2 separate regions of the Mus musculus genome follow, and region 1 is linked to region 2. The links are chromatin loops, found by intact Hi-C in ENCODE. Cell type or tissue: left cerebral cortex. All regions are shown on one strand. Links, peaks and the distances in the headings refer to the core of each region. The heading gives the core; the rest is flanking DNA. Region 1 has its middle 15 kb from the start of Treml1. Region 2 overlaps B430306N03Rik (RIKEN cDNA B430306N03 gene).

What was found. Peaks named below come from ENCODE experiments on the same cell type or tissue, not always from the same donor. Only the 100,000 strongest peaks of a DNase experiment are listed, where the experiment ranks them.
Region 1: a loop joins it to region 2, with 10 times the contacts of the local background. A loop is called at or near these places in 4 of 42 quality-filtered maps.

Annotation. Positions count from the first base shown.
Region 1 is chr17:48,367,359-48,383,242 of GRCm38, forward strand. No RefSeq gene overlaps it. Among named protein-coding and RNA genes, the nearest start is that of Treml1, 15 kb to the left of the region's middle. In left cerebral cortex, for the core only: no CTCF peak of the experiment used is centred there; DNase peaks (open chromatin) are centred at 5,824, 6,269, 8,191 and 8,956; H3K27ac peaks cover 2,682 bases.
Region 2 is chr17:48,316,692-48,332,575 of GRCm38, forward strand. It overlaps B430306N03Rik (RIKEN cDNA B430306N03 gene), which reads left to right. Exons shown (of 6, transcript NM_177083.4): 2 at 40-351; 3 at 2,460-2,523; 4 at 4,287-4,414; 5 at 5,720-5,778; 6 at 7,246-9,820. The coding sequence ends at 7,494. Among named protein-coding and RNA genes, the nearest start is that of B430306N03Rik, 8.5 kb to the left of the region's middle. In left cerebral cortex, for the core only: no CTCF peak of the experiment used is centred there; DNase peaks (open chromatin) are centred at 6,534, 7,729, 9,252 and 10,161; H3K27ac peaks cover 1,226 bases.

The DNA.
Region 1 (15,884 bases), core at 4,820-12,819, 51 kb after region 2:
ACGAGTGTGTGTATGTATGAGTGTGTATGTGTGTGTGTATGTATGAGTGTGTGTGTGTGTGTGTATGTGTGTATGTATGAGTGTGTGTGTGTGTGTGTGTGTGTGTGTGCGCGCGTCCAGAGGTCAATGTCACTCTCCTTACTTTTTGGAACAAGGTCTTTCACTACTCAGGGCTAATTAAGCTGGGCTGGTTGGGCAGAGAAGCCCAAGGACCCTCCTTTTTCCACCTCCTCAGAACTCAGATTGCCAGCATCTCCTGTGGCAGGAGAGCTTTTTAGGTGGATGTTTGGGAACTGAACTCAAGTCCTCAGATTTACATAGCAAAGACTTTCTTGACCGACCCTTCTCTCCTGGCCCCAGCATGTGAACTCCTAATGGTATGAGCGGGCAAGACAAAGCCTGCTCCACTAGTCCATGGCTTATGAACCAGAACGACTCTAATCTGGAGGCTGCTGTGCCGGCAAGGACATAGCTTCTTCCCTGGCCAGAGTACTCTAGAACAGTGAGACTGGAAGGACTTGCTCAGAAGTCCTTCCTGCCCCTGTCATGATGCCTGGGAATACAGATCCATTTGCTTGAGTCTAGAAAGCTCTTCTGCTCTGTACCGTATGAGCAGATGATTAGCCACAGCATCTGATGGGCTGGCAGGTGGGTATGGGAGTTGCTGAGGAGTGGGGCATTACTGATGAGTTCAAAGAGTCTCCGGACAGAAGCCGAGTAGGAGAGAAGAGCACAAAGAAACAGGAGGAAGACAGGAGTGGAAACAGATGCCACATCCCCTCTCAGAAGGGACTTAGCATTTTCAAGCCCTGGGGGTGAGAGAGCTTCTTACCAGCCTTGCTCTTGGTAGGTCGTTCACAAACACCAACAAACACAGCTAATGAGTTACAGAGTTCAAAGCAGAACCCAGTCTGTCTTGCTCCAGGTCCCTTGCTCTTGTCTGCTAGTCAGTAATTGAAAATATAAAGGGATGAATGTGGAGCTTAGGACCCTGGGTGAGAAGGCAAGGAAGCCAGGATGGAGCTGGGTAGATAGGGATGAGGATGGCAAGGCATAGCAAAGAGATCAATACAAGGAGACATGCAAATGAGACATCTTAATTATGGACAAACACCCCCCTCCCTCCTTGAAGTTCTCATCATGCTCATTTACAGAGAGTGTGAATGCTGGGTCCAAGAGAGCTTACCATAGGCTAGATCCTATGAATGCCTGTGGAGCCTAGTGGTCAATCTGAGTAGAGTCCCAGCTCTACCACGCTATAGCTGTGCTTCCCAGCTAAACTGTCTCTGTGCTTCCCAGCTAAACTGTCTCTAAGCTTCCATATCTTTGGTCCCACCAAGTAGTTTCTACTGGACACAGAGCATGCCTGTACCCCTATGACCCTGGAAAATGACAAGGCAAATCACCACAGCCTAGTATTGACTGCATTCCAACTGTGAGTTCTTGGAGAACCTACAGGGAAAGGGTTACAACTCTTAGCTCTGTGCTATTTACTATCTGTCTTAATTAGTGTTTTGTTGCTGTGAAGAGACACCATGACCACAGCAACTCTTATAAAGGAAAGTTCTTTAGTCAGAGTTCTCTAGAGTCACAGAACTTATGGAATGTCTCTGTATATTAAGGGAATATATTAGAATGATTTACAGCCTGATGTCCAACTAGCAATGGGCAGCTGTAAATGGGAAGTGTAAGAATCTAGTAGTTTCTCAATCCCACGGGGCTAGGTGTTCCAGCTGCCCTTCTATATAAACTGGAATCCTGAAGAAGTAGGTTCCAACAGATGTGTTGGCAAGTAAGTGCAAGCAGGTGAAGAAGAAGGCACCTGCCTTCTTCTAATGTCCTTATGTAGGCCTCCAGCAGAAGGTCTGGCCCAGATTAAAGGTGTGCACCACCATTCCTGGATTTGGAACTTACTCTCTTCAAAGCTGGCCTTGAACTCAGACTTGAACTCAGAGATCTGCTTGGGATTAAAGATGTGTAGCACCTTGCGTGGGCCTAAGCTTTCCATACCCACTATGCCTCAAGATCTGAATCAAAAGCCTGTGTCTTTCAGCCTCAAGATCTGGATCACAGGTGTGCCCTCCATTTCTGGATTGTAGTTCATTCTAGATATAGTCAAGTTGACAACTTGGGATAGCCATCACAGAAAGCATTTAACTGCAGCTGGCTTCCATTTCATAAAACCTCAAAACCCACCCCCGGGGATATACTTTTTCCAACATGGCCACACCTAGTTCAACAAGGCCACACCTCCCAATAGTTCCACTCCCAGTGAGCCTATGGGGGCCATTTTTATTCAAACCATATTACCCTCCCTGGTCCCCATAAACTTGTAGCCATATCATGCATTTAGTCCAACTTCAAAATTCCCATAGTTTATAACAGTCTCAATAATGTTTAAAAGACCAAAGTCTCTTCAGAGACTTATAACCCCTGTAAAATCAAAATTAAAAAAGATCACATAATTCTAACATACATTGGCACAGAATTCCAAAGGAGGAAAGGGAGTGTAACAAGGAAATGTGTAACAAAGTCAGACTGAAAACCAGCTGGGTAACCTACAAACCGCATCTGATGTCTGATGTCAAAGTGCTCTTCAGAGCTCCAACTCCATTAAGCTTTGTTAACTGCAACACATTCTTTCTCTTGGGCTGGTTCCACTCCTTGTTAGCAGCTTTCCTTGGCAGGTATCCCATGTCTCTGGCATCTCCAACATCTTGGAGGTCTCTGAGGCTCCCGGCTTCACCTTTACAGCTTCATGCAATGGCCTCTTAAGCCTCCATATAGGGACACCCTCTCCCATGAAATACACCTGGCCTCAGTGGCTTTTCTTAGTTGTAGAGGGAGATTCCATAACCCCTATCTCATATTCTTGATTCTAAAGCCAGAACCACATGTCTGCAGCCAAGTTCTGTTGCTGTCTGGGGTTGCAATATAGCCCCTTCGTTCAAATACATTTCCACCAGTGTCTTAGTTAGGGTTTTACTGCTGTGAACAGATACCATGACCAAGGCAACTCTTACCAAAACAACATTTAATTGGAGCTGGCTTACAGGTTCAGAGGTTCAGTCCATTATCATCAAGGCAGTGTCCAGGCAGGTATGGTGCAGGAAGAGCTGAGAGTTCTACATCTTCATCTGAAGGCTGCTAGCAGAATACCAGCTTCCAGGCAGCAAGGATGATGGTTGTAAAGCTCACACCCACAGTGACATACCTACTCCAAGGCACACCTACTCCAACAGGGCCACACCTTCTAATATTGCCACACCCTGGGCAGAGCATATACAAACCATCACAACCAACTTTCTATTTTCAGTGGTTTCCGTCACTGTTTAAGCTTAACTGTCTTGGAATTCACTCTGTAGACCAGGTTGGCCTTGAACTCAGAGATTTGTTTGAGTCTGCCCCTTAATGCTGGGTAGGATTAAAGGTATGAGCTAAATGCCTGGCCTTAAACTTTTCTTTAATTTCTTTTTATAGTTTGTAAGTTTCTCTGAGTGAGGTCTTGTCCTGAGGACACCACTCCCCTTGTTCTTTTTTTTTTTTTTAAAGATTTATTTATTATTTTATGTAAGTACACTGTAGCTGTCTTCAGAAACACCAGAAGAGGGAGTCAGATCTTGTTACGGATGATTGTGAGCCACCATGTGGTTGCTGGGATTTGAACTCTGGACTTTCGGAAGAGCAGTCGGGTGCTCTTACCCACTGAGCCATCTCACCTGCCCCTCACTCCCCTTGTTCTATTTAGCATCAGTTTTTCATTAATCTGTTAGCCTACATTTACTACATTGTGGGTTCTTCTTTCTTCCACCCTCCTCCACCTCTTTTATTCTACTCTTTCAACCTCCTAACACTGGATAGGAGAGAAAAAAAAAAGATATTGGGCAAAGTGGGCAACGTTACTGTTAGACTATGTCCTGGCAACTAGGGACATCGAGTTCCTTGGGGCAAGTTAGATATTTGCTAGCAGGATATCTAATTTCTTCTTGTTATTTTTTTTCTTTGTGCATGACTACTTAACAAACTTTGACCAACGACAACCAACCAACAACCCATCTACCTCTAAGGACCCCAGCATTTATATATCCTCTGAAAAGTCCCCAGAATTCCAGATGTCACTCAATTGCAGAAACTGTCTGCAGCTGGCAAATCCACATCCTAGTTAGAGTACAAGGCAAATCATAGTCAGCTGCTGTGGACAATCTGAAGCAGCCCCATATCCCACACCTAGGATTACAACAAAAACTTATTCTAATAATATTTCTGTGTTTTTTAAAGAAGCAAAAAATTCTCTCTACACAAGACTTAGACCTATTATACTTCCTGGTGCCCTTTTCTCCTCAATCTGTTTATTTTATATTTTTTCCTTGCTCAGCTTGCTCATTTTCATTGCAAATCTGCACAAGACTGGCAAGAACAACACAACACAGTTAATACTCTACTGTTTTGAAGTCTCCCTTGACAAAGCTGTTAATCCAAAACTCTTCCATTTAGCCTCAGGCAGGGTTTTTGGACAAGGGCAAAAGCTACATTCTTCAACAAAATATCACAAGAATAATCTCCAGGCCATTTACTAATATTCTTCTTTTCTGAAATCTCTTGAGCCTGGCCCCACAAAGTTTGAATTACCCTCAGCACTGTCTTCTATGTTCCTACTAGGATGGACCCTTAAGCCTCACTCAAAGTGTCCAATCACTTTTCTAGTGCAAAGTCCCAAACTGTTCCATATTCCTCCAGACAAAAGTTATTCAAGATATTGAATAGCTTCTGGAGGGGCATACAATAACTTAAATGAGTTCTGTGTGCCCCTAAATTTCCACCCTTTCCCACAAAGCCAGGATGAGACATTAACATGTAGCTAGGGAGAAGTGGGAACCCTTACCCATGTTCCTTTGAGAGATTATTTATTTATTATCTTTATGTGCACTGGCATTTATGCCTGCATGTGTATCTGTGTGGAAGTGTCAGAAGTCCTGAAAGTGGAGTTACAGACAGTGGTGAGCTGTCATGTGGGTGCTGGGAATTGAATCCAGGACCCCTGGAAGTGCAGCGAGAGCTCTTAACCACTGAGCTATCTTTCTGCCCACCCCCCACCCCCTACCCCCGCATCCTGAGAGATTAAAACATTAAAGCTCAGTGTTAAATGAAATGCAGATAGTCATCAAAGGGCCATACAATAATCCCGTGGGCAGAGAAGGCAGCTGGGACAAGTTATGTTGTCAAGGTAGGAATTGGGGTGAGGACACATGGAAAAGAGGAACAAAGAAGACCTAGAAGGGAGACACCTGCAAGTGGCATTTGCTCCTCAAACCTTAAAAGACAGGGCACAGGCTATGGCTTAGGGACACGCCCATGATGACCTGTGGTCCAAATGTTGGGGTCCATCTGAGGTCTGGATTCCTTAGGAATACAGCAGAGACCTACACAAGTTTTATCCTTTTTATTTTTTATTAATTTTTTTCACACAATATATTTTGATCACATTTTTCCCTCTCTCATCTCCTGCCAGATCCTTTCCACCTCCCTACCCACCCAACTTCATGTTCGTTCTCTCTCTCCAAAATACAAAACGAAACAAGATTTTTGTTTGTTAAGATGTATCTTCCTTATTAAGCAGCAGATCTCAGTTAGTAGTGAAGCAGGTCAGGCCAAGGGCACCATGACCTTGGGGGATGTCGGTCCATCGACTCTCCCTCGAATGGACAAAGAAAAACTGCTGAACAGTTAGGGAGCTAGGAAGCCAGTGGAGGAGATGAGGGGGAGCGTATACTTTCAAAGCAATCCTGCATCTTAAAGATCACTTCACAGTTCTATTTATACAGAGAACATCTGTGACCGGAATCAGAACTGTCTCCAGGCGTAGCATGTGGGAAAATGCCTGGGGGAGTGTAAGATATCTGAAGGCCTGCCATTTTCCTACTTTCCCGCAAGCACATGGCAAAGGTCAGGGCACAAAAGACCATATTCACAAGTTCCAAATCAGCTCCAGTTGTTGTTTTCACTCCACATCCCCCGACTGTAAGATACTGCTTCTTGGTGAGCATACCAGAGTCAGAAGCATACAAATAGTCATTGGTGGGGGTGGGGGTGTGGGGAGGAGGGTAGTGCAGGAAGATGGGGAAGAAAGGAGCATGAGGCAATGTCAACCAAACTAAGTATGTGAGAAAATGCCATAAGGAAACTGGCTACTTTATATTAACTTAAAAATAAAATAATCTTCCAGGAGAGATGGCTCTATGGGTAAAGACGCCTGCTGGGTAAGAATGGGGACTTGAGCTTGGATGTTATCAACACCCACCTTAAAAGCCAGCTCCTCCCCCCTCCCTGTTTCCTCTTCTGATCCTCCCAAGAGGTCCCCCAACTGCTCCTGGTTGCTGTTACTGTGGTTTGATGAGAAATTGGAAATATCCTAACGAAGAAGATTGGATTTGCCTCAAGGAAACTCAATACCCATAATCAGCAGGAAGTAGCCTAAAAAGGTCTACATCCCCTTTCCCTTTTAACCTTCCTTCTCTTTTATCAAGTGTTAGGGGGTTGGAAGGGATTAGGGTGGAATGAGGGTTGGATGGGAGGTAGATATAAGAATCCAATAAAATAGTGTAAGAAAATACACCAATAGTAGCTATGGGCTTGAACTCTCAGATAGCCCCAAACCCATCACATCTAAGCCTCCTTTCTCCCATCTGATGGAGACACTGAGATAGCCAAGGTAGGATCTGGTGTAGCCTAAGGCTTGAATGACCATGGCCATGGTCAGCAGTCCCTTTCTGAAGAATTCTTCTTAATGAACAGCTGTGCACAGAGCGGCCACTTCTCTCTGTGTTCTGAGAGGATTGCTGGAATTCTACAGAGGCACCAGCAACCTGAAGAACACCTAACAATCCCACTATGCATTCATTCAGTGTTTCCATGTGGCTTTGTTCTTGTGTCAGCACCTCTGATAGTGTCTGGGCACTCTGTCCATCAATCTGCCTGCCTGCACTGCTCCTCCATGCTTCTAACCTTATTCCCACTGCTTGACTTTTAGATGAATTCCTTTCTCTCTGTGCTGCTCCTTCTACATCTCAACCCAAGGTTTTTCTCTTCAATAACACAGACCAGCGCCTCTGCCTCTTCTTTGCTTTTTTCTAATGAAAGACCCCCAAGACTTGCTCTTTAGAGCCCTTCCCATCTAATCTGCTTCCTAGATCATTATTTCAACCACATACATATCTAACACATGAATGGATCACCTCTTTCTGTGCATATATACATGTCAACCTCAAGAGTACTTCCTTGAGTACCCTCCATCTTAACTTTTACATCAGGGTCTCTACCAAACATGTGCTTTTTTAGCTAGGCTAGTGTGGGAAGCCACATGTGCCGTTGCAGAGTGGTACTGACTACTGCTAGCCACCACGCATAAGTTTGGACAAACAACCCAACCAATGTGTACATATGCAGTAAAGTTTTTTGCAAAGACACTGCCTGGCCCAGGCATGATAATGAGGCTTTGAGAGTATAACCAATCAGATGTGAGACATGCAAATGAGGTATGATAATGAGGCTCTGTGAGGTACAGAGAGAGAGAGAGTAGCCAATCAGATGAGGAATATGCAAATGAGGCTTAGTGCATAACCAATCCAGGTGTGAGACACGCTTCTCCTAGGCCTATATAAGCAGCACCAGTTCTGGGCTCGGGGTCTCTTTGCCTCTGCAATCAAGCTCTCCCAATAAACGTGTGCAGAAGGATCCTGTTGCAGCGTCTTTACTGCTGGCCAGTCCGGGGCGTGCAAGAGGCTAGCTGGCCAGGAAGCCAAAGGTAGACCTCACTGTCTGCCTCTTCCTTCCCAGACCTGGGATTAGAAGTGCATGTGGCCATACCTGTGGGTTCTGAGGCTTAAACTCAGGTCCCCATACTTGGGTGGAAAGCACTTTAGAGCCATCTTCCTAGTCCCCACCTCTAAAGGCTCTCTTTTACCAACACTGCTTTCTTTGTGTATCTAGATCACCATGTCCTCTTGTTTTCCTCTTGGCTTACAAGTTATTCTTGGGTTCTTTTGCTAAACCAACCTTTTAACTTTTTTTTTCTATACTCATTCCATTAATATCCTGTGCTGGGTGGTTTTCCTCAACCTGATCCAAATATGGACATAGATGGAAAGAGGGACTCCTCCATCAGATTGGCCTGTGGCCATGTCAGTGAGGCATTTTCCTGATTCCTATTTTATGTAGAAGGGCCCAGCCCACTGGGGGTGGCTACATTCCTAGGAAAATTAACTGTAAAGAAAGCAATCCAGAGGAAGCAAGCCAGTAAGCAACGGTCCTCCATGGTCTTTTTTAGGTTTCAAACCCGGGACTCCTAACCCTAACCCTGTTAGTACAGAGGCATTTCCACTGGCATGCTTTCGGGAACCTATTGCTTACGTTACCACCTATTGGCACCAGGTGTGCCAAAAGTGTGCTGCAGATGAAAGGACCCCAGATCTCTCTATCTCTCTCTCTCTCTCTCTCTCTCTCTCTCTCTCTCTGTCTCTCTCTCTGTCTCTGTCTCTGTCTCTCCATTTCTCCTCTCTGTGCATGTGCACTCTCTTTTTCTCTCTGCTCCCATCTCTCTTGTCTTCCTGTCTGTAAGGCAATTTCCCTGACCTTGTTCTCTGAGACCAGTGAACCTGCTCAAGAACTGCCCCCAATAAACCTGCTTTTATATTTTTAATTTGGCTTGAATTGGCTTGTTTTATCCATGGAGAAAAACTATTATATTAGTTTCTGCCTTCAGATTCCTACCTTGGCTTCTCTCCATGTTGGGCTGTGATCAGTAAAATAGATGCTTTCCTCCCCAGGTTGTTTTGGTCATGGTGTTTCTCACAGCAACAGAAAGCAAACTAGGACATGCCCTCCCTCCATACCATAGCTTTCAGGAACATCGATTCACTGATGTCAGACCCACACACTCAGATGCCTCCTCCACAGCTCTGTCTGGCTGCCTCACAGGCATCTCCAGGCACATGCCTCTCAGTCTTCCCCAAAATCTGTTTTTTCTGCATCTCAGAATAATTTTCATCTGTCTTGAGACTCAGGAAGTAGATCTTGGGATTATCCCTTGACTCTTGAACATCTCACATTCCAGAACAGAATCACAAATGAATTGTGCTAGAAATAACTAGACAGAATGGCACCCCTTCCCACTCTATTGCTACCATGGTCCAAGCTTGGAGGACACAGTGAAAAATTATATATATATATATATATATATATATATATATATATATAGTATAGCTTATATATAATATATAATTTGTCACTGTGACTATATATATAGAATATATATACATATACCAAGAACCATGTAGAAAAGGCTATAACAAGCGAGTGAGTTTTCTGGAGATAGCCCACTGTTTTGCATGACTGCCATGGGTGCTCTCGGAGAGGCATAGATCCCAGAGACTTTGTCCCAGGATTGCTTCTCACTGCTGATATGCCTGTCCTGCTACTACTATTACATAGCCTAATGATTCCTGGGCATCAGTCCACCTTTTTGGGAGAATCAATATGAAGATGTACTTTCATGTAATAATGCTGTTTAGATGAATTGATGAATTCATAATTCCTGATAATGATTGTCTAGAATTCCTGAATTGATACAAGTAATCTCTGTAGAATAAAAGCTACAAATACAGCCCTGTAAACCTTCATGTTCCTGGGCTAAACGCACTAGGAAAAGAAAGCAGACTTGAAACAAGTATATGATCAAGAAGAATATTTCTTCTAGGTTAGGAATGGGGCCACTATCTGGTAACTAAAGGTCACAAAATGGGAATAGACAATTTATTGTAGGTGTAAGGACAGAAAATAAATTATTGACTAAATTAGCTATACAATACTTCAAAATAATAGGACACAAGGCAGATAATTTTTCTCGTCACAAAACCTTGCTAACTTGTGATATAAAAACTATTGCTTTGAACTTATAATGAACTTGTGGAGTTAGTAAACAGATAAGGAATGTTTAGTTAGGTGCTAGTCTTAATGGAAAGACAAGTACACAATTCTGCTGTAACTCCTTAAACTTTATCAACCTATGACATGAACTATTGCCTTATACTTACTATGAACTTATGGAATGTAAAAGTGACTAGAAAACCATGTAATCAATTATCCTGCTGTAACGGTTCTACCTGCTATGGGTAATTTTTTTTTTGTCTAAAAGGTATAAAAACTAAGAACAACAATAAAGTAGCAATGTAACCCTTTTCTGCTTCATTCAGTGTATGTGTGTCTCTGTGTGTATCTGACTTCCTTTCCTTTCCCTTTCCCTTTTCCCTTTTCCCTTTTCCCTTTTCCCTTTTCCCTTTTCCCTTTTCCCTTTTCCCTTTTCCCTTTTTTCCCTTTTCCCTTTTCCCTTTTCCCTTTCCTTTCCTTTCCTTTCCTTTCCTTTCCTTTCCTTTCCTTTCCTTTCCTTTCCTTTCCTTTCCCTTTCTTTCCCTTTCTTTCCCTTTCTTTTACTTTCCTTTACTTTCCTTCCCCTTCCCCTTCTTCCTCTTCCCCTTCTTCCCCTTCCCCTTCTTCCCCTTCCCCTTTCTCTTCTTCCCCTTCTTCCCCTTCCCCTTCTTCCCCTTCCCCTTCCTTTCCTTTCCTTTCCTTTCCTTTCCTTTCCTTTCCTTTCCTTTCCTTTCCTTTCCTTTCCTTTCCTTTCTTTTCCTTTCCCTTCCTTTCCCTTCCTTTCCCTTCCTTTCCCTTCCTTTCCCTTCCTTTCCCTTCCTTTCCCTTCCTTTCCTTCTCTCTCTCTCTCTCTCTCTCTCTCTCTCTCTCTTTCTCTGTAGCTCAGAAAGAGTCAACAATCTCTGAGCCTCTTGCCTGGTCAGACAAGCAGCCTCTGAGTTAAAGAGTATAGAGTCTAAGTAACTACATTTCTTTTCTTAATCCCATGCTCCTCCCAGCAGGAGTTAATTGCCAGAAGCCTTCAGATTTTGGCCTCAGAATAGCAAAAGCTATTCTGAATAAGAATAAGAGAGAATTAAATAGCCCAAAGACACCAGCTTTTGGTCCCCATTAATGCCACACCTTGCTGCCTTCCTTAGCTTACTCTGGATGCTAAGTTGGCTTTTAGTATCATATCTTGCTCATTTTTATCCACCATCTGCTCATTTTTATCCACCATCTAACATCTATGTGGTTATCCTAACGTGCTACATGTGTCCCCAGAGCCACGATCAGTTTCTGGAACCAGCATGCTTTTTATAATGAACATTAGAATTATAACCACCTGTTTTCCTTCATTTTCCTAAGTCAGTGGTTCCAATACTTTTTACAAGCACAGACTCTAGGAGAGTCTGATGAAAGCTATAATTATCCCTATCAAATGATCCTGTTATTAATCCATATACTGATTGGATGCTTTAGAGTTTGGTGTTTAATTATTACAGCTTTTTTACATCTTGTATACATATTTTTTTCATCCTTGCCTAGCTTCTAAGTAAGTTCTAGGGATCTGAACATGGGTCCCTTTGTTCACAGCAATGCTCTTACTTGCTAAACTATCTCCCTAGTCTCCTGGATATGAATCTTGTCTGATATATTTTGGATGTGCTGGCTGGTTTTGTGAACAGTTCTTGACACAAGCTAAAGTCATTAGGGAGGAAGGAGTCTCAGTGGAGGAAATGCCAAGCAAGCCCGTAAGCAGCACCCTTCCATGGCTTTTGCATCAGCACCTACCTCCAGGATCCTACCCTGTTTGAGTTCCTGTCTGACTTCCTTCAATACTAAACAGCAAAATGGAAGTATAAATCAAATGAATTCTTTTCTGCCTGTGGTATTTTGAGTTAAAATGGCCTCACTATACCTCTAGGGTGTGGCATTACTAGGAGATGTGTCCTTGTTGAGGAGGTGTGGTCTTGCTTGAGGAAGTGTGTCTCTGTGGGAGTTAGGCTTTGAAATCTCAGCTCAGGCTACTTCTCTTTCTGCTATGTGTGGATCAAGATAGAGAACTCTCAGATCCTTCTCCAGCACTATGTCTGCCTGCACACTGCCATGTTTCTTGCTATGATGATAATGGACTAAACCTTTCAACTGTTAGCCAGCCCCAATTAAATATTTCCTTTATAAGAGATGCTGTGGTCGGGGCCTAGCAAACACAGAAGTGGATGATCACAGTCAGCTATTGGATGGGTCACATGGCCCCCAATGGAGGAGCTAGAGAAAGTACCCAAGGAGCTAAAGGGAACTGCAACCCTATAGGTGGAACAACAATATGAACTAAACAGTACCCCAGAGTTCTTGTCTCTAGCTGCATATGTATCAAAAGATGGCCTAGTCGGCCATCACTGCAAAGAGAGGCCCATTGGACTTGCAAACTTTATATGCCCCAGTACAGGGGAACGCCAGGGCCAAAAAGGGGGAGTGGGTGGGTAGGGGATTGTGGGGGTGGGTATGGGGGACTTTTGGGATAGCATTGGAAATGTAAATGAGGAAAATACCTAATAAAAAATGTTACTAAAAAAAAAGAGAGAGAGAGAGAGAGAGAGAGAGAGAGAGAGAGAGATGCTGTGGTCTTCACAGCAATAAAAACCCCAACTGAAACAGAAGTTGGTACCAAGTACTCGGGTATTTCTGTGATAGGCCTGACCATGCTTTTGTTTGGAGGAATGTAGACTTTGGGGCTTTAGATTAGAAAATTAATTGGATTCTTTAAGTGAGGCTTAATGGCCATCTTAGTTGAAACATGGAAGACAGTGGTTGCTGCGGATGATTTGAACGGTGGGGGCTGGGTGGGGGCTGGGTGGGGGCCTGGGTCAAGAGGTTTTAGTGGAGAAGAATGTTAATATGTGCCCTAGGAACAGTTCTTATAATATTTTGGCAAAGAATCTGACTGCTCTTTACCCTTGTCTGAAAAACCTGCCTGAAGCCAAAGTTAAGAATTTTAGATTAAGTCTATTGGCAAAGGAAATCTCGAAATAGTCTAGTATAGATGCTGTGGTGTGATAACTAATGTCCACCCTTATGAAGAGTGTCTTTATGAAATAGACCAAGCCTAGCATGGAAAAATATGAAATGTGCAGTTCAAGGAGGAAAAAGGGTACCAGGAGGTGCAATGGAGCTAAATTCTCTGTCTAAGGAGATTAAAAGATTAAGCAAAAGCCCGATGTTAGATGGCATAAGCACAGCGGTGATCTCAGGATGAAACTCGACCCAGCTAAGCTTTTATTTTGTGAAAATGAATGAAGGAAAAGCTTAGGTATTGGCATGGTAGTACACACCTTTAATTCCAGTACTCAGTAGACAGAGACAAGTAGATTTCTGAGTTCAGGGCCAGCCTGGTCTACAGAACAAGTTCCAGGATACCCAAGCTTAGGTAGTGAAGGAATCCATTGAGAATAGATCTGGTGAAGATGTAAATGAACAAGGGGGGCCATGTTCTAGCCTCAGCAAACTGCAGAAACTGGCAGCTTTTGGCTAAGTGGCTCTGGTTTTAGAGTCAAGGATAGAAGAAAGGGGTTATGGACTCTGCTTCCATCACTAAGGGAAGCTTCTGAGGTCAGGAATTTGTCAGGGGTGTCCCTACATGGAGGCATAGAGAGGCCATTATGTGAAGCTGTGAGGGTAAAGCCTGGATTGCCTTGGGGACCTGAAGATGTTGGAGATGTCAGATTTGTGGGATACCTGCCAAAGAGAGCTGCTAACAGGGAGTGGAGCCAGCCCAAGAGAAAGAAATGTGTTGTAGTCAACAAAGCTAAAAGGAGTTAGAGATCTGAAGAGTGCTTTGACATTAGAGTGGGAAATGCAGAGTTTGGAGTTTGCCTAACTATTGCTTCTTAAAAGGACCTTGATTTGCTGAAGAATGATACCCCAGACTCAAATAGTACGAAACAGCAAAGAGTGTTTATTCTGCAGCAATCCAGCATGCAGGGGTCTACCATACATCAGGATGGAAGACAGAGCTTTGCAGGATGTCTTGGGGTTTTACTGCTGTGAACAGACCAAGGCAACTCTTATAATATCATCAAGGCAAGAAGAATGGCATCCACGCAGACATGGTACTAGAGAAGGAGCTGAGAGTTCTACCTCTTGTTCCAAAGGCAAACAGGAGATGACTGGCTTCCAGGCAGCTAGGTTGAGGGTCTTAAAGCCCACATCCATAGTGACACACTTCCTCCAACAAGGCCACACCTTCAAATAGTGTCACTCCCTGGGCACTATTCAAACCACCGCACAGGGTCAATTTCAAGCCTTTAAGGTAGGAGTGGGTGACTTTTACTTTCATTTGATTTGTTGGGCCTATCTCCAGGGGTGTGAGTGCCTTTGTGATTGGTTAACGCTCTGGGGGATTTTGGGGACTTTTGCTGAGTAACTCAGGCTAGCTGATGGGGCAGCTCCTGACAGCTCCTAACTGGCTGCTTGTAAGGGGTGGTTTGTCTTGGAATTGACTTGTTTTGGACTTCTCAGTTCTGGGAAACAGAAACATAGGCTTAGTTTCCCACACTGGCAGTTTGCATCTTGTCATGGGGTCAACGTGGCTCTGGCTAACACAGTCCTCTTAGTTTTCTGTCTTGCTATGGTCCAGTATTTCCTCACCGCGCTCCTTTTCCTGCCTTTGGTATGGTGATGTATATCCTGTGCCATGATACTTTGGAAGTGTGTGATCTGCTTTTTGATTTTGATTTTACAGGGGGTTACAGTTAAGAGACTGAATAGACCTTAGAAGAGACTTTGAACTCTGGACTTTTAAATAAGTTTAAGATTGTTGTAGACTACGGGGACTTTTGAAGTTGAACTGAATGTATTTTACATTATGATACAGATACAAGCTTAGGGGGCCAGGAGTGGCATGTGGTGGTTTGAGTAAAAATATTCCTCATAGGCCTAATGGCACTATTAGTAGGTGTGGCCTTGCTGAAAGAAGTGTGTCACTGTGGGGATGGGCTTTGAGGTCTCAGAAGTTCAAGCCAGTTCTCTCCCTGATGCATACAGATCACATTGTAGAGCTCTCAGCTAATTCCCCAGCACTATTTCTGCCTGCACACTGCCATTTCTTGCCATGATACTAATGAACTAAACCTGTACTGTACTGTAAGCCAGCCCCAATTAAATATTTTCCTTTATAAGAGTTGCCATGGTCATGGTGTGTCTGTACCTAGCAACAGAAGCCCTAAGACACTCCAACTTGATGTTTGCACAGGATGTGTTATCACAGCAACAGAACCCCTAAGATACTAGACAAAGGTTGTTTTTTTGTTTTTGTTTGTTAGGCTTCCCCCCCCCCCCCCCCCCCGTATCTTGTAGGCTGTTTCTTTACTCTGGTAATGCTTTCCTTTTCTGTATAGACGGATATGTTTTTTGACATGGTTATTTGACATACATATAGTCAGAATGAGTATCTTTCCCCATTCCCTGTCTCAGGATATTTGACCTCATTGTGAACAGGGAGATTGTGAACTGGTTTTAATTGTGGTGGCTCAGCCCTTGATTCTAGAGCTTTCTGTTTACTGTAAACAAAAATCTGTGCTATGGGCCAGAGCTTTAATCCAAGGGCTAGATAAAGTCAACCCTAGGTCAAGAGGAAGAAGCCACCAGGCAGCCAGTAAGTGAACAAAAGTAAACAGAAAGGGAGATCTTTACATTGAAGGCTATTCGAGACAGCGTGGAAGAGAGAGAGCTTTTCCTTAGGAAAGTCAGCAGGGTGTTTTCTCTGCCTCTTCGAGCTAGCAGGTTTTCACCCCATCATCTGGCTCCTGAGTCTTCATTGGTAAAATTGAAGGCTTAGACTTTTGTTTTTCAAACAATTTCCTTCCAACAGGCTTTCTACCATGTATAGCCAAGGCCCTCTCCAAATGCTCTTTTGAACACACACACACACACACACACACACACACACACACGAAAACCTGTCTGTGAGCTGTGAACAAGAA
Region 2 (15,884 bases), core at 4,709-12,708:
GAGGATGGGGGCTCTCTGACATGAAACATTTATTCCCAGGCTCCTGGACACAGAAACCAGAGTTACTTCGAGCACAGGAGGGTGAGACTGTTTCTTTGACATGCTGGTATGATTCGCTCTACCACTCCGATGAGAAGATCTGGTGTAAGCAAATAGACAACTTGTGTTACCTCTTCGTCAGCAAAAGTGCCGAGAAGCCAAGATTCCTCATCCAGCAGTCTTCTCGCTTCAACTTCTTCACTGTCACCATGACTAAGCTCAAGATGAGTGACTCGGGCATCTATCACTGTGGGATCGCTGTAAATACCAGGATAATTTATCTCAGAAGTATTCACCTGGTGGTGTCAAAAGGTGAGCTTCCCCTTCCATGTGGCTCTCGGCCTTCCTGAGTTGCAAGGCTCCAGAGTTGGAGAGGACTCAAGAAACAGCTTCCTCTAGTAGAGACGTTCTCAACCTGTGGGTCAAGAGCCCTACAGGGGTCTCATATCAGATATTTACATTATGATTCATAATAGTTACAAAATTACAGTTACAGAGTAGCAACAAAATACTTTTGTGATTAGGGGTCACCTCAGCATGAGGAACTGTCTTAGTGTCACAGCATTAGGAAGACTGAAAAATCACTGCTCTAGTTGCTGAAAACTGGCGTAGAGAAGAATGGCCCCTCCCCTAAGGCCACCAGCCGCTTAAAGCCAGTGGCCAGCTGAACCCCAAGCTTGCTGGCCTCTGGCTGGTTCTTACTGGTTTCTCTGAACACTTTTGCCTCGTTGCTGCTAACAGAAATCTATTTCTTTGGCTGGATCTCAGAGTTCCCCCATGCATTCACAGCCTTCCATTCCTGAACACCCGTTGCCTGTAATCCCATCAGAAACCCTCTCTCCAGGGGCGGTGGAGAGATCTCATAGCCAGTGGGCAGGGCACTGAGAGATGTGGACTCAGAGGAGACAGGTAGAAAGTGAGGCCGACTTGAGGCTTCGTCGGGGAGGCTGGCAGATGTGAGTTCTCTTCGGGGCTCTGCCCTTGACAAGCGAGAGCTCTTGAGCTCTCAGACAGTGGTCCAGAGTACTGCTGCTGATCTTGAGTCTTCCGTGTATTTCATGCTGAAGACTGCAGTGGCTTGGGACTTTCATCTGCATTCATACATGATGTCCATATGTTCGCAATCCCAGTCCCAGGGCTTTCCTGCTGCAGTAGCACATGCCCCGCACTTTTGCTCAGTGGGTGCCTGGAGGCTGTTTTTCTGAAAGTTTTGGCCCAGGCACATCTCATGCCGTGGAGGCAGTAGGTGCTGACCTTCCTACATCTTCAAACACAGTGGGCACAGGACTGGGGAGACGATCCAGACAATAAAATGCTTGCCACGTGTAGAGATTAATTTTAGTTGCCAAAGTGTCAGAACCTAGAATGATCAGGGAGACAAGTCTCTCAGCACCGCTGTGAAAGATTATCTCGGCTTGAGGTGGGAAGACCCATCTTAAAAATGGGTAGCACCATTCCCTAAGCTTGGGGTATGGGATGCAATAAAAAAAAAAAAAAAAAAGAGGATGTGAGCTGAGCGCATCCATTGCTCTCTGCTCCTTGACACTGGATACACCTGCAGCCAGCTGCTTCAAGCTCCCCGTAGCCTTGACTTCCGTCGCCTTGCTGTGATGGGCTGGACTCTGAACTATGTACTCTTTCTCTCAGTGTCGCTCTGGACAGGGTGTCTTATCACAGTGATGCAACAAGTATCCAAGAAACTACACAAGTCTGAGGACCCTAGTTCAATTCCCCAAAGGTACATTAAAGGATAGGTTGGTCACAGAGCTTTGTGCTTGTAACCCCAGCGCTGGAGAGGTGGAGACAGGAGGAACCTTGAGGCTCACTGGCAAGGTCCAGGCTAGTGAGAAACCCAGTCTCAAAAATTAAATAAAATAAAAGTGAAGTGGATTACACCTGAGTCAAGATGGCTAAAAATATCTTTTAACCTCTGCAGGCAGGTGTACACATGCAAACATACAAACAATACAGATACATGTGTATAAAGACACATTTTACAAAAGAACACTGGGGGCTAGTCAGATGGCTCAGTGGTTAAGGGTGCATGCTGCTCTGACAGAGTACCGGTGTTTGGTTCCTAGGATCCTCATCTGGTAGCTCACTAAAGCTGGTAACTCCAGCTCCAGGACATCTAGTCTCCATGGTGACTGCACTCACCTGCACATATCACCCCTGCCACATACACAGAACTGAAAATACTAAAAATCATGAGATGAAAGAACACAGGAAACAGAAGATGTCACTTACAGTAACTCCTGCCCCATTCACAACACAGCATTGGTTTTCTGTGCAGGGAGAGTAGATGGTGCTATTCTGAGTCCTTGTTTGCTGGCCCCAGGGTTCCTTCTCTTCCAGGGCTGGAGGGTGGGGGGTTGGGGAGGTGAGAAGACAGATGCTGAACTCACTGTGGTCTCTTACAGCTTCATCCACAACCACCTGGAGGACAACAACCCTGGCCTCTACCCACAGCCCCGTCACTAACAGGTACTGCAGGCTCCCTGGCCTGTCCCCCATCTTGGGCTTCCTCCCATTCTCCTAACTATAGTTCTCCAAGTAACTGTCACTCTGATAGATACCAACTCTCACAGGATGGACGGAGTCAGATAGTCACTTCTGACCATTTTATATAGGCTCAGTTTTCTCATCTGTGAAATGAAATTACAATGATATTTCCATATTTGTATCTATCTATCTACCTATCTATCTATCTATCTATCTATCTATCTATCTATCTATCTATCTATCTATCCATCCATCCATCCATCCATCCATCCATCCATCCATCTATCTATCTATCTATCTATCTATCTATCTATCTATCTATCTATCTAACTATCTAACCATCCATCCATCTCTCTCTATCATCTATCTATCTATCTATCTATCTATCTATCTATCTATCTATCTATCTATCTATCTATCTTCTACTTATCTTCTATGATGCAGGTTGAACCTGAGACCTCACATTTTCGGGGCAGGAGTTTTGACTCTCAGCTTTCCGCTATTGATTTTGAGACTGAGATCTCATTTAAGTCCACCCAAGCTGGCCTTTAATTCACTCTACCACACAAGCTGACCTTGAACTTTTGGTCCTCCTGCTTCAGCTTCCTGTATCTGGGGTGATGGGCCTGTGCCTCTAGCCTAGGCTCTTGCTATTTGCAGCTGCCTAATTCCTTGTCACAGGAGGCTGTTCTGTACCTCTTAAGATAGTTAGCAGTGTCCTTGGCCTTGAATGGCCAATGGCCAATGGCACAAGTGTCTTTCTGAACACACTTGTGGTCATTAAAAATGCCACCAGACACTACTAGATGTACTTTGAAGGACACAGCTATCCTCTCTTCAGTACCACTGTCTCCTGGAGTACAGTGAGGGTGGACTGGGGTGCGGGTGGCAAGGATCCCCCCATGTGACTACATTGCTGTCTTTACCTCTGCCATTCTTACAGCCCTGTCTTGTCCTTCAGTGTGAGCAGGGCTCTTGCCAGGAAACTGTGTTGAGTCTGGAGAAAGGGCACTAGCTGCTGTTCTTGGTTTCATGGCCTGGAATCTTACCCTACCGGCTGATGGGTTTCCAAGCCCTGGGCCATTGGCCTCTGCCACCTGCTTCTCTCCAAACCCAGCTTCTGAGAAGATGGTGGGCCCTAGGCTCCTGCAGACCACTCCTTGCCTAAATAGATTAAACCGGAAACGAGTTGAGCGGAGATGTCCCTGAGAACACTTCCTTTTTCTCTATGGCCTTGCCATTCAGATACCTTCCCTAGAGGCTGCTCCGAGACAACCAGATGTGGAAGGTCTTGTCTACCTCCAGGTGTTTCTTTAGACCCCAAGTAGGACATATTGAAGTGCACTTAGCTGGCAGAGCTGTGTGTCAGGTCCCCTAGTGCTCCTGGGAGCTGACTGTCTCACAGAGAAGGGCTGAGGTAAAGCTACAGGATGGGAACAGGGGCCCCCCCGTGAAAGAAAGAGGCTGGAGCTAGCAAGTTCAGAGACCCAAGAGGAGCTAAGTGACAGGAACAATGGAAACAGGAAAAGGAACAATGGCTTGTGACATTATCAACATTACCCTATTCTGGAGACTGAAGGACTTAGGAGGCTGCATATGAGAGTGGTCCCTTGCCCTGCTGAGCAGGAGACCTCAGAAGAGGCCGGGTTGGGGGAGAACCTGTGGGGACTGCAAGCCCGGGGAAGGTTTTTTGGCAGGAGGTGTGCTGGGCTCTGAAACTCCTTACCTGGCTAACCCTTGTTCAGAAGCTTTCCAGATAGCCCGATGTGGAAGGCCATCGTTGCTGGGGTGGTCGTGGCTGTTCTGCTACTGCTCACATTCGTCATCCTTGTGATCCTGTACCTGAGGAAAGCTCGAAGAAAGGCCCTGAACGGTGAGCCCGTCCTGCTTGGTTTTGACGACAAGGAAACTGATCTGAAAGGCAAGGTGTCTAAGTGGCTTCCTTGCCCATTACAAGGTGGCAGGCCAGGGGTCAGGGGCTGTGGGTAACATGGGGACGATGACATACCGGCCCTACTCAGCTTTCAGGTCGGCTTACCTAGGGCACCTCAACAACCCATCCATTTGGTTACGACAAGGTGTGCTAGGATTTTGGCTCATATACATTTTTCATCTTAATTTTTTATTCTTTTATTTTGTGAGTATGGAGGTTTGGCTTGCACACATTTCTGGGCACCATGTGTGTGCCTGATGCTTATCAGATCCCCTGGAGCCAGAGTTACAGGAGAGTTGTGAGCCACCTCCTCGTGAGTGCTGAGATAACATGGGTTATCTTGAAGAACAATACACTCTCATAACTACTGATCCATCTCTCCAGTCCCCACTTTTTTCAACTTTACAATTAGCAACTTGTTAATAAGTTTATATAAAGGACTGTCTGGTTAAATGATATTGAAATGCATGTTGCTATCATCTTTAAATTTTGTTTTTCTCAATATGAAGGAAGTGCAGAGAAGTATATAGGTCAGAAAATACAAAGTAGCAAATATGTAAATATGTAAAAATGGCTCAAAGGGCACAGTGTACAACACGAGGAGCGTGGGTAAGATTAGTAGGTCAATAGGTCATACCCTATATTTTTGCCAAGTAGGTAGCTTGTAACTGCTCTTGCCAGATAGTTCTATGGACAACAAGACTAAATGTGTGAGCGGATCAGAATACTCCTGGAGCTTGTGAACATCATTCTTTTTAAGCTCAAAAAAAAAAAAATCCTTAGAAAGGAGAAAATTTGAACACACGTTTGCATTCCGTGTTCATCTCGGAGTATGTGTGAGTGTGTGTCCAGGAGCGAGGGTGGGAGGTATGTTCACAGGAAATGCCACACTTTACACTGAGGGCTCTGGACACAAGAAACCTGAAATCCAACCTCTTACTACCTATAACCACACTGGTGAACAGATTATAGTTAAATCTGATGTTTAAATCTGGAATCTACAGGGAGTGCCCGGAAACTGATCAGGGAGGTGAGCGGGAATGTACAGATTAATCACGGGCAGCCAGGCTATCTGGCTTCTTAGAGTCCCTGGACACTACTCAGTGCTGGGTACTTGGAGGCTCCCTAGGCAGAACCTATCCTTCGGCCAGGCGCTGGCCTCTCTTCCAGCCTGTGGTTGCCATGGGAAGTGGGTAAGTTGGTACATGGGAGGTCCTTCCACTAACCTGGCTGGTTTCCTCACAGTTCAGAACCAATGTCACCCTATCTATGAAGACTTTTCAGACCAGAAGGAGGAGACCACTGTAAGTAAAAATGACTCTTCCCCCAGGACTTAGGGAACCCTGGCTTTCTGGTGTACATCTGTGCTTGTGAACTTTGACCTGCACTGCACTCGGTTTCTCTTTACTCAAGTGGTGAGATGCACTCATGACTGCTCATGTACTCATGACCCGCTTCTGTGCTTCCTTTTTATGCATTTCTTCTCCTTGTGTTTCCCAAACCCGAGAGAGAGAGAGAGAGAGAGAGAGAGAGAGAGAGAGAGAGAGAGAGAGAGGACGCAGACAGAGACAGAGAGAGATCAGAGAAAGAGAGAGAGAGATTGGTAGAGCTGTTGGCTATCACCTCAATGGGAAACAGCTTTTCCTGTGTCTTAGGTGCCCAGTCAGACTACAGAGCAGCTGCCATTGGTCCAATCAGTGCTGGAAAACGCTTGATGAGCCATGGTTCTCTAAGTCCTCCTGAGAACTAGGTGGCTTGGGTAATTCTATCTCACCTACAGGTGTGAGATCCACAGAATTAGGAGGCTCCAAGGTCATCCAACCCAGCTGTCTGTATAACACTAGAATCACCATGAAATGCGTACCCAGCAAGTCCCTGTCTAACTCAGCCCTAGTCAAGTTTAAACGTGCATATGGTTCCCTTAAAGAACTCGCTAAAACAATTCTTGAAGAGTAATAGAAGCAGCAAAATTGGAGCAGCAAAACACCTGGACTCTCAACACACAGCCTCATTCCATGTCCACCTCAGAGTGCGTGTGAGTGTGTATCCAGGAGCGAGTGTGGGAGGGTGTGTTCACAGGAAATGCTGGTAACCCCAAGCCTTATGAGGCTGAGTCATGGTGCACTCCAATTTCAAGCCAGCCTGGGCAACATAAGGAGACCCCAGTCTCAAAAACACAAGGCCAGGGCTGTAGCTCAGTGGGAGTCTTTGCCTTGTGTAAGTACAAGCAAGACCCTGCATTCCATCCTATCATTGAAAAATATGCAAATCAGTGGTTCCTTAGTCCCCGCCCACAGGGCCTTTGTTTTCAGGGACCTAGAGCAAGGCTTGACTGCAGTTTAAAACTGGAACCTAGGAGGGAGGCCAGTGCTTCTCAGCTCAGTGACAGGGAGGCAACGTTCCCAGCCATCTTCCCAGAGGCTCTACCAGCCCAACGTCACATCCCATCTCTTTTTAAAGAAAATATTTATTTATTTTGTCTGTCTGAGTGTTTTGCCCACATGTATGTATGAACACCAAGTGTCTGCAGTGTAGAAACGGGAGTCAACCCTCCTGGAACTAGAGTTAACAGACACTCCCATATGGGTGCCGGGAACTAAACCCAGGTCCTCTGGAAGAGTAGCCACTGTGTTCAGCCACCCAGCAATCTCTTCAGCCCATGTTCAACATCATAAACTCTGTCTGTGTCCCTCCACCCAGTCCTGGCTCCACACAGGCCACTAACCACTCGAGCTATTCTTTCAACAAACATTTTTTTCTTTGATTTTCAGAGCTTCAATCAGCAGACCCACTCCAGTGAGGACACTGGGACCATCTGCTATGCCTCTCTCATCCACCTAAACCGTGTAAACCCTCAGGACTCCATCTACAGCAACACCCAGCCCTACCCGAAGCCCTCTCCTGACCCACTTCTGACTGTGGAATATGCCAGCATCTCTAGAAACAGACTCGGCTCTTCCAAGCCAGATTACCCAAGAGGTGAAGACCAGCAACTGAGGGCTGAGCTCCCAGGGCAGTGAGCATGTAGGTACAACGCTACTGTCCCTGTGGAGGGGCAACTTCCTACACAGAGTTAAGATGGCCTCAGATGACAGAGGACACACTTTCTTCAAGGAAGGTGACTGAAAGTGCCATCCAGAAGGACTCTGGAGCCCTGTTCTCACCCTTCTGGAGGCCTAGGACCAATGCTGCTAACACATTCTGTGTGGAAGAGAGATGGGTCGGCGCCTCTGAGTGACCTTAACCTCCCTTCCTTGTGTGACCACCACTTCCTTCCCCCCTGGTTCATGAAATCGAAGCCGGTTGCACAAGTTCCTCAGGAACTTTAGGCAGAACTATGACATTCTGCCCAACCCCCAATCCCTCCCACACCAGCCTGACCCTTGTTTCTAAAACCATCCTGCTCAGGGAACTCTGGTGACCTTGCTAGGATGAATACTAAGATGTAGGCGGTGATCTTCTGAGGTATTTCCAACCATGTCAAAAGTGGGAACTTCCTTACCATAGCCAGCCACACATCTCTGTCAGAACACCTGGGCTCCCCGGCCTTCTAGAGGACTAGCATTCACTCTGCAAACTGTGTCTACCTGTACCACCTAAGACCACACGCTCCTTCCAGGGTCCTAGCACTGAAGATGCTGTTCCTGGACGCGGACTGCTCACCCCTATGAGGCAGACCCTTGGGGGGGATGGGGTCCCTATGAGGCAGACCCCCGGGGAGCAGGGAGATGCAGCTACAGAGAAGGAAGGGATGCTGTGAGTGTGGCCCTGTTCCTGAGCACTCTGCCTCACCCTGCCTGCCCATGCCCTCCTCCTATGATGCAGATTTGCCTGGGGGAGACAGGATGCTTACCACCTCCAGCCTCACACCCAACTCCATCTCGCTCCTGGGTTATTGGTCTCTGCTCCTGATTTCAGTTGACCTGTGGTCCTTCGTGCCTCCTAACTGCAGCCGTGCTCTTGGGCCATGCTTCAGTCAACACCGTCTCCTGGAAGCCTGCTTTCTATTGTACATTCCTTGAATTGCTCTTCTTGGCTATGGCTCATCCTGAAGGTTGGGCTTCTCATGAGCTGTCAAAACCCAAAAGGGTTTTTCAGACTGGAGCTCCTGGTGCTGACTAAGCAGTATTCGCTGGGTCAGTATCAATAGATACTTAGGACTCCCAGGACCTACACTCAAGCTTGAGGACAAGAGAGATTGATTGTAGGATGTAGTTGGGAATACTTATAATGTGTCCCTTTGCCTCTATATGGATGAAGAGCCTAAACGCTCCTATTTACATGCATTCCTCCATTTTACAGATGGAGATATACTGAGGCACGGGGAGACTTGGTCTCACAGGTAATAAACGGTAAATTGCCGATGATGTTGATTTTTGCCACTGCACTTCTGGTTCCTGCTCCCTCACGGATCTCTTTGTGTATGTGCTGGGGGAGACATCTGAAGGGACAGTGGAAATCAAGGCTTAGATATAGGGATACACTAGGGGAGTGGGACCCGAGCGACAGAGGCCTCAGGATGCAACAGAGGACAACAGTGCAGCTTACACTGCTGAGACGTTGGAGGCGAGACTGAGCCGGTTCTAGACATCCGCTACCACTGAAGGCTCCGAGGCCTCTCCAGAGCGTCTTCTCACCTCTTCTTAGCTCAGGCCTCTGCAGCAAGCCAGCACCCTGTGCCAGGGGTGTCTGAGGAGAAAAGAGGCGTCTCATTTCCTGTTGCTGTGATAAAATACCATGAGAAAAAAGAACTTACATCAGCAAAGGGTGAGTTGAACTTACAGTCAGAGGGTACATTCCACAACAGTTGGGAAGTCCTGGCAGCAGGAGCCGGAGGCAGCTCGCCATGTTACATCTCAGTCAGTAAGCAGGCAGTGGTGATGGCTGGTGCTCAACTTCCTCTCTCCTTGTTTGTGTGTGTCTGTGTGTGTGTGTGTGTGTGTGTGTGTGTGTGTGTGTGTGTCTAGGTGGCACATGCATACAGGTTCCCCCCTCTTGGAGTCCAGGACCCAAACCTAGGTTACGGTTTGCCTACCTTCAGGGTGAGTCTTCCCACTTCCATTAACCTAAGCTAGATTGTCGCTCACAGGCCTGGACAGGGGCTTGCCACCTTGGTGATTCTAGACCTTGTATTGGCCATCCCAGAGGAGAGACACTTCTTAACCTTTTGAGCTCCCAGAGGTTCCAACATGTGTTTGTGTGTGAGCTGTTCCTGAGGGTCGGTCTTCATTCTCCCTGCCTCTTGCTCAGGGAACCCCAGGTGATAGCTAACCTCTCCTTTATGCCTCAGGGGCATCTCAGGTCACCTCAGTGAGATATTCCTTTGTGTAATTCCATGGCAATAACAACAAAAGAAAAACAACACCAAAGGCTGGAGTGGCAATGTGTGCCTTTCATCCCAGCACTTGAGAGGAAAGATCACAGTGAGTTCAAGCCCGGCTCTGCTTTACCCAGGTCAACCAGGGCTGCATAGCTAGACCTTGTCTCAAAACATCAGAGGTTCTTAACAAAACCATAGCTAAAGATGACTTGGGAGAACAGGCTATGGAGAGATGAGATGGCCTTACCCTGCCAGAAGCCAAAACTCACTCCCAAACTGTTCACGTTTACCGCTGTATTTGGAATGGAAAACTGGCTGAGGCTACCGAGCTAAGAACAGACTGAGGCACTTAGAGCTGTGTGGGAGGTGTGGGCTTTGACTGAGCAGACATTCCCAGTCAGGGGAAAGGCTGACGCAGCCACTCTCCCATATTGGGGAAAAAATAAAATAAAATTAGATTCCTGCCTTATGTTTTACACAGAAATACATTCCAGATGGAGCAGGAGCTAAATATAAAGAGATGAACAATAAAACTTTTGGAAAAAAAAATAAGCATTTATATGAGCTGGGCATAGTGACACATACCTTTAATGCCAGCACCTAGGAGGCAGATGCAGGTGGACCTCTGTGAGTTTAAGGCCAGCCTGATCTACATAGAGATCCAGGATAGCCAGGGCTACATAGTGAGAACCAGTCAAGATAGATAGATAGGCTGAGCAGTGGTGGCGCATGCCTTTAATCCCAGCACTTGGGAGGCAGAGGCAGGTGGATTTCTGAGTTCAAGGACAGCCTGGTCTACAGAGTGAGTTGCAGGACAGCCAAGACTATACAGAGAAACCCTGTCTTGTAAACCAAAAACCAAAAACCAAAAACGAAAAACCAAAAACGAAAAACCAAAAACCAAAAACCAAAAACCAAAAACCAAAAACCACCAAAACAAGAAGGAGAAGGAGAAGGAGAAGGAGAAGGAGAAGGAGAAGGAGAAGGAGAAGGAGAAGGAGAAGGAGAAGGAGAAGGAGAAGGAGAAGGAGAAGGAGAAGGAGAAGGAGAAGGAGAAGGAGAAGAAGAAGAAGAAGAAGAAGAAGAAGAAGAAGAAGAAGAAGAAGAAGAAGAAGAAAAAAAGAAGAAGATAGATAGATAGATAGATAGATAGATAGATAGATAGATAGATGATTTTCTTTTAAAGTTTATATGATTTCAGGGTAGAAGATTTCTTACAAGCTAGCAAAGGCATAAACCATACGTGGTTTTTTACAAAGTCACATATTTGACTGGATTCAAATTGAAAACTTTGGCACGGAAGGAGATGCTGAAACAGCTACAGGATGAGCAGCATAAACAAAGACAGGCCCCACAGTGCACATCGCTGGGAGGAGACCACTAGCCCAAGCTAAACAGACATGGCTTCCAAATTCATAGAGAGGGGCTGAGGTGGCTTATAGAGGGCAGGCCTGACCACCCAAGTTTAGTCCAGAGATCAATAACAAGGTGGATGGAGAGAACCAAGTCCACAGTTAGCCTCTCCCCTCGCATTCATCGCACCCCCACCCCACCCCTCTTCACTGATAGGCTATTTCTCTGCCAGTGAAATGAGATAATGCAAGCCAGATTACAATATATTAAAGGCAGGTTTAGTGAGAACTTGCTCTCAGGCAAGTTCACTGACCCCAAGGGCCGAGGCCACTAAAGTCACCATGGTGGGGGATTGGGGGTGGGGGAGAGACAGGGAGAGAAGGAAAAGAGAGCTGGAGAAGCCCAGAATGCCTGGATTATTCAGGGAAGAGCCTCTGAGGGAAGGTGGGCCCAGCCACTGAGCGGGGAAGTTCAGGGCTAGGTATGCCAGGTAGGGACTGAGGGATCTTGGAAGAGCCTGGAGGCCAAGTCTGCTTTGATATACAAAATATGCATCTCAGTCCCTCGTCCCAGGTTTGAGACCAAACATTCACTAACAATCTGGGGCCAGGCAAGATGTCGCAGCACATAAAGGTACCTGCCACTACTCCTGACTTTGATCCCAGAAACTCACCTCGTGGAAGGATAGAACAGACTCCCCGAGGTCCTCTTCTGACCTCGGCGTGTCCCCTCCATAATAAAATGGTGTACTTGTTCTCATTGAGGAAAAAGGACAAACCGTTTTCAACTTCAATGTCGGGAAGACTAAACCCGCAGAGCCTTCACAAGCCTTCCTGAGACAGTGCACGCTAGAGGGACACCATATTTTTAATTTCACTAGCAATAGCACTCAGAAAGACCTCACATCTCAGCCAGAGAAACACTGATACCCAGCAAGCTCCCTGGAGTCGTTAGATGTAGGGCTGGAGAGGTGGTTCAGTGCCAGGGTACTTGTCTGTTTTGTTAAAAGTGCTGGGTATAATATATATTTATAAACACAGAGAGATACCAGATTCATAAAGGTATACATAAATGATGCACACTGTCTCTTTCTCTGTCTTGTCCTAGTCTCCGTTCTCTTCCCCTTCCTTCCCATCTGTTTTCTCTGACTCTCTTCCCTTCTTCTCTTCTTTCTGACTCTGTGGGTCTGAGGAACCCAACCCAAGGCCATGCACACATTAATTAGAAAGGAGTTCAATCACTAAGCTGTATCCTGAGCCCTGCCTTCACATCTTTGAATTGTGAAGAGTCCTAATAATCATGATTGGAAAATCATGTAGTTCTCCCAAATAGGGAGGTGCAAATGGTCTTTCCTGCAAAACCACTGTAGAGTCTGTGTGGGTGTCAAGTTTCTATGTCAATATTTATAAGACAGAGAAAACAACATTTAAATGTGGACATGGAATGAAAAAAAACACCTCAAATACAGTGTGTGAAGTCAAATATACAAACCTTGGTGTGAAGGACAATCAGTGTGAAAGGTCACTTCACCCTGTGTGTGGCTTTTTCATCACCTGGATTGGAGCCATCTTTCTCCTCCTCTGCACTCCTTGTTTTCAAGTACACACATCTCAGCCAGTAACCCTGATGCCCACCAAGCTGCCTGGAGCCCTCAGATGGGGCACACGTAAAGTGCACACTCTCTGTGGGCTTCACTACATCCTCTGTATGCTTAACTAAGACACTCTGATGGACCAGCCCGATTCCAGCTGAACATTAAGAGCCATCTTGTTACAAGGTCAAAATAATTTCATTTCTGTCTTCTGTAAAACTTGGATTTAACCAGGTCTTGACCCATCTTCTGGAATTTGACATGTTCCACACCCTGTACCCTGACCTCCACCCTGATAAGGTGTTCTGCCAAATAATTTTGAGGTTTTCAGCTAAGTTCCTATGTAACCAAAATTTCTGGAAATCCTCCAACCCTTGAAAACCCTCTAGTCTTTCTAGTATTTTGGGGAGGGAGGGCTAGGGGGTGTAAAAGGCTCCTACTTTTTCCTATGTTCAATGCTATTTCCTCAAACCCTACTTTAGGGAGCTAACTTTATCTAATAGAAAATAAAGCTTGCTTAACTTGCCCAAAGAATTTGAGTATTGTGTTTTAGTCTTGTTTGGGGGATTAGCAATTGGGAGCCTCAACAAGACCCCAACCCAAATTCTGAGGCTGGACCTTCACTCTGGGCTGTAGATGGCAATGTTGCCTCCAGAGGCAGTGTGCATCTTGCAGATGTTCCAAGGAGCTGAAGCATGCTTTCAATTTGGTGGCACTCAGAGGCAGAGGCAGGCAGATCCCTGAGTTCAAGGCTAGCCTGTTTTACAGAGTGAATTCCAGGACAGCTAGGGCTACACAGAGAAACCCTGTCTCAGGGAGAGAGGGGAGAAGGGGGTGGGGAGGAAGGGAGAGGGAGAGGGGGAAGGAGGAGGAGAGGAGGAGGAGGGAGGAGGAGGGAGGTGACGAGGGGGAGGGAGGGGGAGAGGGGGAGGGGAAGGGAGGGGGAAGGAGGGGGAGGGGTGGGGGAGGGGGAGAGAGCAAATGAATGAGATCCCAGGCCACCTCCTGACATGGTGCCTCTCATCTCTTTGATCAGATTTTGGTGCCACCCTGACAGCAGGGACCAGCTTCTCTAGTTGAGTCTTCTGATTAAAATATAATTTAGAAGGACCAGCAGAGGTTTAATATCATGAGATAGGATCTGGACAGGGTTTTAGACAGATGAAGATGGCAAAAATCTTTATTATTCTAAATAAAAGATTTAAGAAAGACCTAAAGACTTAGGCCACAGCCATAGGCACAAAGATACATGGTGAAACACACAAATCCAACTGAAGTCTGTCACTGTGCCTAGCAAGATTCTCCCTCCACCCGCTGCGTTACTTCCTTGTTATTCTTGTTATTATTTTTATGGGGAAAAAAGAGGGGGACTTTTTCCAGAAGACTTTGCTGGAATGTTACATGAAATGATTTCTAGGTAGCCTCAGATATCAACAAACATGTGTGCAGTTTTCATCAGGAAAAGAGCCAATGGCTATCTGAGAAAGTCCTCCTAGAAGCAGGCTCCTAAGCTACGGAACCTGATGAACACGGCTAAATGAGGCTCTGAAGCCAACCAGAAGGAAGATGGCATATAACAGACCAAACCGAAAGCAGCAGAGAGGACAAATGACGATTTAAACGTTTCTTCTTAAATGTCCTCACATTCATTGCATCTGCATTTCTCAAACCAGAGATGCTGTGTCATTTGAAATAAGCAAAAGGTCTTCTAGTAAGTTTGCCAATCCTAGTTTACACTTTACATAGAGAAGTAAGCCTAAAAGAATCCCATTAAATTCTGCTCTCTCGGGAAGCTCTAGCACAAAGACAGCATCTTAAAGCCTGTCTTGCCTCGAAACGAAGACGCTGACTTTGGTGACAGACACCAACTTGTTGCTGGGTCTGCAGGACTATAAGAGAGGATGAAAGCCCAGATAATCCCTGTGTGGAGTGCTGGTGTGCTGGCTATAGGTAGCAAGCTATGCATCGCTAAAGACTGGCTCTTACTGCTGGATGTAGCTGAAGTATCAATGGCTACTGCATTTCCAGTTAAATTCTACTGGGCCTACAGCACACCCAGTGTAGACCATGCACTACAAGTTTGGTGTTTCTACGGGATACTGTTGAAACGAAAATGCTAATCAATTTAGGATTAAGTTTGAGTCCTAATCTTATAAAAAAAATCATGAACTTGCTATACAAAAGAAAATTAACACATTAAGTTTGGTAGTCAGTCACATTATAAACGACAAACTTCTTCAATTTGTAGAGAACTGTAGTCATGCAGGATGCATGACTTACTTATAGGAATAAGCCTTATCTAGACTTCCAGGTATGTTTTCAGGGTTAAGCCTAAAGCAAATAACTAAAAACAAGTAAAGTTTATTTAAAATCTGGTATACTTAGTAGACTGCACTCAAAACCTCTCAGAGATCTGCTGAATACAACATTTAAAATGTTTAATGGGCAAAGCTTCATATAATAGATAGAAATGCCAGATCCTAGCCACAATCCTAAGGTCTCTAAAGAAGATAGTTGGGGACATACAGGTAACAGTAAGTCTCTGTCATTTTATTGATATAGAGGCCGTTAGGATTATACTCCCCACTATAGTTTATCCTTCTTAATTTCTAGTAATTTTAGATCTTCTTAGATCTCTGATGCTGTTGGCAGCTAAGTGTTCTTCACGGAACAACAGCTGCCTGGTGTCTGCATTTCTAGAATATAAGAATCTAGCCTTTCTAGAGCCATTGGGTCTCCTGATGAGAAAGGCAAATTCAACAGAGAGGTTGGCCTGACTAACAGGCTTCACGGAAAAGGATAGACAGGTTTCCGATGAAACTCTTTACCATTCCTCTATTTAAAGGACCTTGCAGTAACCAACCACCTGTGTACCCTGGGAAATGGTTGGAATAAAAACGGTTTTAAATTTATGTAAATTCTGAGGGTCTAAGAAAACTCTTCTAAAGTAATGCAAGTTACATAAAGTTCTGAGGATAGGAAAACTTAAATGAATTATGAAGTTCTAACAATGATTTAAGATACAAATGTGTTACTCTCTGCTGTGGTCACACTACGGTTTCAAAGGCTCAGAGTTTTAGCATTGATCAATGGAGTTCTGATAATGTGGCAAAGCACTGACCACTGTTATCAGTCACAAGCTCAAG